Regions from separate parts of the Mus musculus genome. Here region 2 is linked to region 1. Evidence: chromatin loops called from intact Hi-C (ENCODE). Cell type or tissue: gastrocnemius. All regions are shown on one strand. Links, peaks and the distances in the headings refer to the core of each region. The heading gives the core; the rest is flanking DNA. Region 1 overlaps Gbx1 (gastrulation brain homeobox 1). Region 2 overlaps Smarcd3 (SWI/SNF related, matrix associated, actin dependent regulator of chromatin, subfamily d, member 3).

Region 1 (5,372 bases), core at 178-5,177:
TCATGTCCCCCAATGCCACCACTGCAGTCAGCATCTTCATGTTGCCCCAGCTTGCAGCAGGCCAGCCAAGCTCTAAACTGCCTCTTATCTTCCCATAAGCAGCTTGCTATTCAGGTGCCTCATTCTGTTTAGAAAAATGACCAACCCCCAGGATGTCCAGACATGGATGATATACTTTACCACACTCATACATCAGCCACACTTCCTTTCTTTTTCTTTTCTTTTCTCTTCTTTTCTTTTCTTTTCTTTTTTTTTTTCTTTTCTTTTTCTTTTTTTTTTTTTTTGAGACAGGGTTTTTCTGTGAAGCCCTGGCTGTCCTGGAACTCACTCTATAGACCAGGCTGGCCTCGAACTCAGAAATCTGCCTCCCTCTGCCTCCCAAGTGCTGGGATTAAAGGCATGCGCCACCAAGCCCGGTTCACACTTCCTTTCTGACCTCAGCCCTGGACACAGACATAGCAAGATTTAAGGCCTGGAGGCTGGAGAGATGGCTCAGCGGTTAAGAGCCCTGGCTGCTCTTGTGGTTCTATTCCCAGTACCCATCGACAAGGTGGCTCACAACCATCTCTAACTATAGTTCCAAGGGATCTGATGCCCTCTTCTGTTCTTTCTGGGTACTGCATGCACAGGGAGCACAGGCATACATATAGATACTCATATACATAGATAATGAAATAAAAACCGATCGATCTTTTGTTGGAGATTCAGGACATGGATGCCTTCCTTCCTCTTACTAAAAGGTCTTGTTCACATTTTTCTCATTTCCGCAGACTCAGACTTCTCGAGGTCCAAATGGAAACCTCAACCTTTCTTTCACCTTCGCGATGCTTCCCCATCTTCAAACTCCACCATGATAGTTGTTTCTTACTCCCGGGGTCCCATTCAAACCCCCACAAATCTGTCTCTCAGATCTGCCCAGAGCTGGACCCTTTCTTGCCACCTCCTTACCAACCTGGCTCCTTCTAAAGGTTTGCCTGTCTTCTGTCCCTACCGGTCCGCAGCCTTCTCTCTGTCAGGAGCATCCTGCTCCTTGAGATCAAACGCCGGCTCCTTCCTCCACGCCCGAGACTGGCTCTTCTTCCTCCATCCTCTTGGACTTAAGATGCTTCTTGGACTCCTTTGCTGCCACAGCATGTGACATAAATGTTAGTCACTTTATTTCTTTTAAAAGCTATGTCTCGAGCTGGAGAGATGGCTCAGCAGTTAAGAGCACTGACTGCTCTTCCAGAGGTCCTGAGTTCAATTTCCAGCACCCACGTGGTGGCTCACAACCATCTGTAACAGGATATGATTCCCTTTTCTGGCACACAGGTGCGCATGCAGACAGAGCACTCATACATTAGTAAATAAATAAATCTAAAAAAAAAAAACCCTATGTCTCTTCCTATTAGAATATAAACTTCATGAAAATATAGATTTCAGTCATATCTTACTCACAGTTGTGGCTTTGGGATCATAAAAATTACCTATAAAGTAGTCACTTAATAAATACTTAACATGGGCTGGCAAGATGACTCAGTGGGTAAGAGCATTGACTGCTCTTCTGAAGGTCCTGAGTTCAAATCCCAGCAACCACATGGTGGCTCACAACCACCCGTAATGAGACCTGACGCCCTCTTCTGGTGCATCTGAAGACAGCTACAGTGTACTTCTATAATGATAATAATAAATAAATCTTCGGGCTGGAGCAAGCAGGAACTGAGTGAAACGGGGTTGACCGAAGCAAGCAGAGGTCCTAAAATTCAATTCCCAACAACCACATGAAGGCTCACAACTATGTGTACAGCTACAGTGTACTCACATACATAAAATAACTAAATAAATCTTTTAAAAATAGATACTTAACATAGTAAAACGGCTATTTCCAGCATGTGCATGCACGTCCCCTCATCAGTTCCCTTCTTGATCTCTTCTGAGATACCCGCTTCAACTCTACCCATTCCCAGCCCCAGAAAGGACCCCTCCTCTTCTTTTATCACCCTACCCTCTGTCCAGTGTGCCTCAGACCTTCCCATGCACAGAGGAATGCCACAGGACCTTCTGGTGCTAAGAGTAATGGCCTTGGGAATTTTCTTCACTTCTAAGTCCTGTGGTTTCAAATTTTAAAACATACTTTGTAGCAATTCATAATATGTTATCAAAAATGTAGCCCAATAGTGCAGTGTTTTAAACAGTGTTAAAAAGCCAGAAACTGGATTTCAGGGCTTGAAGGATGGAATCATTTAGTACAGTGCCAAGCCCTCAGGGGACGTCCAATAAATCTAAATTGATGATGATTGAGAGGAGGCTCCCAGCTCCTCGGTCTGGCAGAGCCCTCCTGAGATAATCTCATCCATCCCTCTGTCTTCAGACAGACCCAGTAACTTCAACCCACACAAGCAGGCCACCCTCAGTGCCGCTTTTAAAGCCACACATGGAGTGAGGGTTCATGGCCTCTCTCTGTTTCTTGATCCCTGTGGGACACTGAGTGGCAGGGGCAAGAGTTTCTGTCTGCGCCTTTATGATCGTGACATTGAAGACTCTGATAAGCTACCTCTAGATAGGGGTGGGGGTGGGGCAACTGAGAGGAACACACAGCCACCGGCCTCAAAGGACAGCTTTTGGAACAATGAGGAGATCCACAAGATGGGAGAAGGAAAGGCAAGCGCCGGCAGCCCGAAGGAGGCTGAAGCCAGAAGTGGCAGAGAAACCAAATGGTGGACCAGACAGTGAAAGGCTGGGTTTCATAGAGACAGCTAAGATGGGGGTGGGGGGTTAAACAGTACCACCCCGGGCCCCAGTACTGACATGTGTGTTGCTGTCTCTTGCTCTTTGCTCCACCAGAAGAGGGCGCACTGAGAACTGGGAAGGAGTCAGCAACCAGGAATGAATGAGCTACTCAGCTACCCATGGAAGAAAGGCAGGCGGGCGGCCCAGGTAGCTTACCATTTCCACAGAACTTAGGAAGGAAATGCAGCGACTCATTATAATCATTCGTAACCCGGCTCTAGGGGATCCAGTGCCCTCTGTTGACCTTCTTTGGCACCACGGATGTATGTGGTACACACACACATGCAGGCAAAACACTCACACATAAAATAAAATGAATAGTCTCTCTGACCCTTTCCTCTCTCTCAGACCCTTCTCTCCCTCTCTCCCCTTCCCTTCCCCACCCCTCTCTCCATGTGTTCCTGGACCCCCGCCTCAACTCCCCTTCCCATGCCCCCAAATAAATTCTATTCTATACTAGAAAAAAATTAAAATGAATAAATCTTTTTTAATAAATGAAAGAAGGGAGGGGGGAGGGAGGGAGGCAGAGAGGGAGGGAGGGAGGAAGGAAGGGAGGGAGGGAGGGAGGGAGGGAGGGAGGGAGGGAGGGAGGGAGGAAGAAAACGCAGCTGGGTGTGGTATTATGGTGGCGAACACCTTTTATCCCAACACTTGGGAAGCAGAGGCAGGTGGGTCTTTATGAATTCAGGGCTGCTCTGATACCCACAGTGAGTATCTCAGCCAGGACTGTAAAATAAGACCTTTTTTTTTTTGGTTTTTCGAGACAGGGTTTCTCTGTATAGCTCTGGCTGTCCTGGAACTCACTTTGTAGACCAGGCTGGCCTCGAACTCAGAAATCCGTCTGCCTCTGCTCCCCCCCAACCCCCCCCCCCCCAGTGCTGGGATTAAAGGCGTGTGCCACCACACCCGGGCTGGCCCTGAGCTTGCAGCTCCTGTTTCTGCCTCCTGAGGGATAGCATGCATGGGTTGGGTTTTCCAGGCCTAGCTGTCAAACCTTTCTGATAAACTCCCCCCCCCCCCAAAGACAGGGTTTCTCTGTGTAGCCCTGACTGTCCTGAAACTCACTCTGTAGAACAGGCTGGCTTCGAACTCAGAAATCCATTTGCCTCTGCCTCCCAAGTGCTGGGATTAAAGGAAGCATAGCCAACTTCCATTAACATCTTTTTTTTTTTTTAAGATTTATTTATTTTATGTATATGAGTACACTGTAGCTGTCAGTCACACCAGAAGAGGGCATTGGATCCCTTTACAGATGGTTGTGAGCCATCACGTGGTTGCTGGGAACTGAACTCAAGACCTCTGGAAGAGCAGTCAGTGCTCTTAACCACCGAGCCATCTCTCCAGCAGCTGCCCCCCCCCCCCAAACATCTTATAATGGGAAATAATGATTCTTATGGAGGAAATCTTCTACCAAATGAAAGAAGGCTTTCAAGTGCGAGTAACCTAACTGCTAGGGCGGTGGCCAAGAAGGCAGAAAGGTCCTGACCTTGAGTGTGAGGATGTTGCCTGGTGCCAGAGTGTGCTAGGCTCCTTGTGAGTTCAGAGCCTGTGGAGAATCCTGTCTCTGGCTGGTTAGTTGGAAACAGGCAGAGTTCACGGGACAGCTCCTCATGGAGTTATCTTCCTGGGAACCGGAAATCACCAAGCTTGAACTACAGTTACACGGAGAGCTGATGCAAGAGAGCTGCCCCGCCCACCCACTGAATCCAGACTCTGCACTCAGGCTGCAAGGAGTACGAGAATGTGGACAGTGACTGCCCCCGCAGGAAGGGCGGAGGCTCCAGAGACAGAGGAGTCCCATGGAGGGAAAAGGCTGAGCAAAGAATAACAGGCAACTAGGGAATGCAGAGAGTGGGAGAAATAGTCTTCTCCAGAGAAGAGCACGCTAGTTGGCTATCCAGTAACAAGTAATGAGCCCTGAAAGCACATACGTGTAATGTGATACAGACCGAGCAGGGGTGTTTAGTGATATGTATGACTGTACATGTGTGCGTGCATAATAACTAATGAAAAAAGAGGTCAAGAATTTGCAAGAGAGCAAGGGGAGAGGGAAGGGAGAGATGGTGTAATTATATAATAACCTCAGAAATAAATGGAAGACAGGGTTCAGCTGGGCTAGAGAGGAACTCAGCAGCCATACAGAACCTATGGGAGGTATTTCCCCATGGAGGGAATACGGTGTCAAGGTGGCCGTGGCAGTGCATGCCTGAAATCCTGGCACCTGGGAGGTCAAGGCTGCATGGAGTTTGAGGCCAGCCTTGGGCAGCCCCAGACTTGCCTGCTAAAGAGGGGAACCTGCACTGGAGTCACCAAGGACGATGAGATGAAGGCCCTTCTTCCGACAAGGGCTACCTACCCCTTCTACTCCCCAGCCACTCAGCCTTTTCCCAGCAGGTGGGGTCAATTCTCCAAAGACACCTGTATTTTCCATCCAGGAGCCATGACTGAACCCCTCCCCTCTGCAAGCCAGGGCCGCCTCCCGTTTCTGACTCATCCGGCTCCTTTTAGGGATTTGCATGGGGTCAGCAAGCCAAGGTCTCTCTGGAACTTGATATGTCATGGAGAGCATCCATGTCTCTCATTACTATTTTCCCATCCGTCCA
Region 2 (5,372 bases), core at 112-5,111, 88 kb after region 1:
GAAGCAGGCCTCAGACCATCTTGCAGAACGTTTGTCTGTTGTGTGATCTCAGGACACAAAGGACATGTAGGGAGCTGTCCAATTGATTTCAGGCTGTGGAATCCTGAGAGTGTAGATAGGACTTGTCCCCGGGACTCTTATTATATAGCCTCATTGTGTGCGGATAGAATTGCTTCTCCCTCCAGGACAATTCATGCATCTCATCACCAGGAAGCAGCAGCGACTGGCAGCCCAGCAGGTGCAAGTGCCTAGTCTCATCCTATCGCCCCCTACTCATACAGACACCCTGGGTCCCTGAAAAGTGCTAAGTGATTCTGGGTACCCCAGATAGTTGGGAGGTGGTGTAGATTGCCTCAGGAGCTCCACACCTGCTGTCCCTTTTACATGTCCAGGCTCTCCTGCTACTTTCTGTTCCCTCCACTCAGCAGTTTCTGGTCCCTTCTTTGTCCTTTATGCCTTTGGACCACTGGCATCCCGCCCCCTGAACCTCAGGCCTTGTGATCTGCCCCTCCTCCCTCCGTGGCTCTCCAGCTCCCTCCCTCAGTCCAGCCCCACCCTCTCGAAAAGGGAGCCTCACTTCCTAATGAGCTTTTAAAACAAAAAGTGAAAGTGGCTGTGATGCTGAGCCCAAAGCTTTGCTCCTAAGGAAGGAGGGGAAGATGGAGGAGCAAAGGGGTGGGGGCTGGCTGGGGGCTGCTGTGAAAGGAACTCACCCTTTGAGGGAGGATTTTGTCAGCCATCTTCCTCCTCTTGGCACTGTACATTTTTTAAAGAAAAAACCAGGTTACCATGGCGACAGATCTGGGAGTAACGAGGCCACCTGCTAAATTATCCCGACATCTCCGCCCGCTGGCTGGGGTTCCCACAGCCTGCTTGTCTGCCTGTCTGAGGGCTACAGCAGGGCCATGGAGCTGGTACTTCCCTTGGAAAGCAGATCCTTTCTCTGGCCCGGTACCCCCTGCCCCCACCTTATACCGCGCCACATCCTCAGAGCCAGAGAAATTCAGACTTAGGAGGAACTAGTGAAAGAGGAGATGCTGCCAAAACATGGGGACTGCAGAAGTGTTTGCAAAAAGCCTGGAAGCGGGGAAGACAGAGGAGAGAGAAGATAGCTTCTGAGGAGCCTTTCCTGCCAAGAGAGCCCGAGCTCCAAGGAGGGGAGAGGTGACTCTTCCACCTGGTTCCTGGAGCTCCTGAGCCACCATGGTGTGAAGTGGTGGGACTTGGCACTCCAATGGCTCTGGGCTTGGAAGGGACTGTTTAAGGGCAGGAAACGCTTGTGGTCTTGGACCATCTGCCAACCAAGGGCCACACCACAGTCACAAGAACCCTGGTAGTGTGCAGGAGTGTTCTATGTGAGTTTGACTTAGCACTGGAACCAATGTGGCTGAACCTAGGGTAGATAGCACCTGGTATTGGATGTTTCTGTTTCAAAAGCAATGTTCTCTCTTGGCTGACCAAGAGAGAACACATAGCCTAGAAGATAGCTCTACACTGCCCCCATGTGGCTTTCTCACTCACTGCCCCCTCTCTATCCAGAAATCCACTCTATGCCTAGTCAAGCAACTCATTAAAGAAAAAAAAAAAAAAAAAAAAAACCATTCTTAGGCTGGATAAGCCTCTCATGAAAGGATTGATTTATTTCAAATAAATTGTCCACACAAAACTCTTAACTTATACATAAAAAAATAAAAAAATCAAAGAATTACTTGCTATACAAGATAATGATTCACTTTGTAAAAGGATTTACTGTGGGATGCCTATGATTTTCCTTGATGCGTAAAAAACTATTTAATAATGAAGTAGAACTGATATTACACCTTGTATAAGAACCCATCTGTTGTGCAAAAGGAAGCATGTGTGTTTGGCTAAATACCGATGCCCATAGGGGCATAACTCTTGCCAAGAGCCAGCAGGGACCATGGGAGTGCCACTAACTTCTCAGACGAGGAAATAAGCTGGTCCGGTGGCTTGGGGGCAGAATTGCTCCCTCAGAGGGGTTATAACGCCCTCTTCATGCCCACTGCCAAGGATAAGGGCTGCAGAAATCTAGAGGGGCTCTGACGCAGCCCGGGACTCGGGACTGGCCCGGAGGTACCAGAGGACTACATTTTAGAAAACACACAGCTAAAACTCAACCCTTGGTCTATTGCCAGCCTTGCCTCTCCCCAAAGACTGAAGCATCTCCCAGAACTTGGGGTACAGGATGGGAGAAAGGATTTATCAGGTGACAAGCAGAGGAATGAAGGGTGCGTGCAGAGAAGGGACACTGGCAGCCGACTATTGCAGCCTGTCTTCACTGTGGGCACACAAAAGAACCAGACCAGTGCCCCCTAAGCCCTCTCCAGAGAACATCCAAGCTAGAATGACTTGGTCGCTGCTACCACCCTTCCTTAGCTTTCCATCCCCACCACTCACCCACCTGGTCCCTGAGGCTTCTGCCTTCCGCCCCTGCACGCCCTTTCACGCGGGGGGGCGGAGTTTTGGGGGGCACTCACCTGCGGCTCCGCGCTGGGGCGGTGGGCACGGGCTGGCCCTGGCCCTGTGCCTGGCTCTGCCCGGGCGGGGGCGCTGCTCGCTTGCGGGCGGGCTCCATGCCCGCGGGGGCCAGGCCGGGTCGTACCGCGGGGCTGCCCATGTACGGGGAGCCCGGGGGGCCCATGGGCGCCCCCTGGTGGGGCATTCGGGCTCCAGACGGCATCCCGGGGCGCTGGGGGGTGGGGCGGGAGGTGAAGCAGAAACAGGCGCCGGCAGGTCAGATTCGGTCCCGACCCCCAGGCCAGCGTGCCTGCGTTCCCGCCCCTCTCCAAGACCCTGGGTTGGTAACCCTGCGCTGAGCGATGAGTGGGAGTGATTGGTGGGAGGGGCGGGGGCGCGGGAATCTGCGCGGCTCTGGAGGAGGGGGCTCAGCGTCTCCTTGCATGAAGCTAACTGAAGCCAGGAAATTGCCCAGAGCATAGCCGAGTCTCAGAGCCGTGCAAGGTACCCCCAAAATGAATATTAATGGCGCCTTTCAACCTTTCAAAGGATGTTCATATCCTTACGGTTCTCTGCAAGCCAGTCAGAGCAGGTCTTTTCATCCCCACTTGACAGATGGGGCAACTGGGGCTCAAAGAAAACAGCGACCTCACCAAGGTCACCCTGCTCTTCCTGGCAAAGGCAGCACCTGGCGGGCCCTGCTCCCCGCTGCTTCGCTGCGGTGAGGGAGGGGCTGATCTCCTGCCCTCATTCTCCATTTCCACACCCCACTTCTGGGTCTGATGTGTTTTGTACTTGAGCCCCTATCTCCATTTCGGAGCCCCCTGCTTTTGGCACCTCAATCTCAAACATAACTGGTACAGCTAACTCCAGGTCTCCACACCCACTGACTTAACCTGCCTCTTTAATTTTATTTCTCCCAAGATGATACAAGAGACTGGGCAAGGGGACCTGCGGGTCTGGTGTCATCAAACTCTGCCAGGTTTTCTTGAGTGGCAAGTGGGGAACGGGACTAGAAGTGGACTGCCAGTGCAGGGATGTGAAGGAAGCAGCATCTGTAGCAGTATCCATTTCCCCCTCCCATCTGCCCACATCAGAGACAACCTATTCCTCACAATATCCCAGAAAGGGTAGAAATTGGAGGGAAATGAGGCAGGTTGATTTTCTCTGGCCACCAGCTCTGGGCAGTCAATCAAAAGAGATGAGATGTGAATGCAAGTGGAGTGTTTCAGATTTCACTTGTCCAAGCCCAGGAAGGGGGCTGAGGCTTGGGGACCTAGACCAGGAAGGGTATTAGGGAGAGGGGAATGAAACCCCTATTATTTAAACACTACCATCTCAGGCTAGGGATGTAGCTTGGTTAAGGGCTTGTGCAATACATGTGGTGCTCTGGGTTCGATCCCCAGCATCAAATAAACTGCACATGATAGCACATACTTTTTTTTTTTTTTTTTTTTTTGAGACAGGGTTTCTCTGTGTAGCCCTGGCTGTCCTGGAACTCACTCTGTAGACCAGGCTGGCCTTGAACTCAGAAATCCACCTGCCTCTGCCTCCCGAGTGCTGGGATTAAAGGCGTGCGCCACCACCGCCTGGCATGATAGCACATACTTATAATCCTAATCTTGAGGTGAAGGCAGAAAATCAAGACCACCCTCTGATATATAGTGAATTTGAGGCCAGCCTGGGCTACAGAAGGCCATGCACACACACACCCTTCTCATCTTGCCCCCTGGATTAAGAAGCCCTAACCCTAACCCTGGGCTTCCTTTCTCCTCTTACATTGCTTACCTCTGAGGTCTCCACCCAGAGCCAAGCAGCTGTCTCTGCCCATCTCTTCTATAGTCAAACAGGCCTGTCCCTGAACTTGCCTCCCCCATTCCACCTGACTCTGTCACTCACAGCACCAATGTCACCAGCGTGGAAGCTCAAGCCTAGCCATTCTCCATCACTATAGAGGGGACTCTAATCATCCAAGAACCGAACTACCAAGTTGACCACATTCAATTCCATATGCAGAGCCTCTTCACTGGATGGTAGTCTTTAAAGCAACTACTCTTAAGCAGCTAGGTCAGGATTGGTAACTCCACTAACCCATAGGGCTGCCTTGGAATTTATACCCCAGAGATCCCTATGGCTAGAGAACAGGCTGCCACAGAGAAGCCCTCTTCCCTATCAGCCACTCTCCTATTCATCAAGGCCACTGATACTGTTGGGTCTAATGAGGCCCTGAGAAGAAGGCTTCTAGGGGCCCCCAGGAGCCTGCCATCAGTAACAGCCTCATAAGGGTCAGATTCTGGGGGCCCTTGCCTCTCACTGAAATGGTGCTTCCTGGAGTCACAACCAAATTTGGCCATAGTAAATATGACTGACTCTTCCCTCCATATGCCCAGGCTTAGAGCTCCTCACAGCAGGCTCTCCACCTCAATAGGTTCCTGGGTACCCTCAGACTCCTCACATGTCTTCGTGAGTGTGTGAGTGTGTGTGTGTGTGTGTGTTAGAACGGTATAGTACTATCCCTTTGGTTTCTAGGCCTCATGTCCCCAACTCCTGCCCCTCCTTCACACCTTTGAGGTGTTAAGGTCATCAACTTCTGGTGGCTGAGCCTGCCAAGGAGATCTTCTGACTGCTTAACTTGAGGTCTCACAAGTAGACCCTTCTCAGCTCTGACAGCAGGGCCAAGTCCTCAAGGCCCTCCTGCTAGGATGCAGAGGTTGTTCAGCAGAGAGCTTTTGCTCTTAGGTCACCTGCTCCTAGCTGCTCAGACCTAGTCGGAGTGACCCTGTCCCAAAGGATGAACAGGGACAACAGGCAGCCCTGCCCTAGCTGTGTGTTCGAGTCACCACCCCACCCCCACCCCCAGGGCAGGGGTAACACCTGAGCCCACCAGTAAAAGA

The links. Peaks named below come from ENCODE experiments on the same cell type or tissue, not always from the same donor. Only the 100,000 strongest peaks of a DNase experiment are listed, where the experiment ranks them.
Region 2: a loop joins it to region 1, with 13 times the contacts of the local background. A loop is called at or near these places in 6 of 42 quality-filtered maps.

What each region holds. Positions count from the first base shown.
Region 1 is chr5:24,508,002-24,513,373 of GRCm38, forward strand. The region is part of intron 1 of Gbx1 (gastrulation brain homeobox 1); the gene reads right to left. Among named protein-coding and RNA genes, the nearest start is that of Gbx1, 16 kb to the right of the region's middle. In gastrocnemius, for the core only: CTCF peaks have their summits at 616 (motif pointing left) and 2,813 (motif pointing right); a DNase peak (open chromatin) is centred at 2,822.
Region 2 is chr5:24,596,094-24,601,465 of GRCm38, forward strand. It overlaps Smarcd3 (SWI/SNF related, matrix associated, actin dependent regulator of chromatin, subfamily d, member 3), which reads right to left. Exons shown (of 13, transcript NM_025891.3): 2 at 2,499-2,710; 3 at 714-756. Among named protein-coding and RNA genes, the nearest start is that of Smarcd3, 3.2 kb to the right of the region's middle. In gastrocnemius, for the core only: CTCF peaks have their summits at 1,507 (motif pointing left) and 2,671 (motif pointing left); DNase peaks (open chromatin) are centred at 524, 915, 1,239, 1,469 and 3 more places; H3K4me3 peaks cover 4,416 bases; H3K27ac peaks cover 4,766 bases.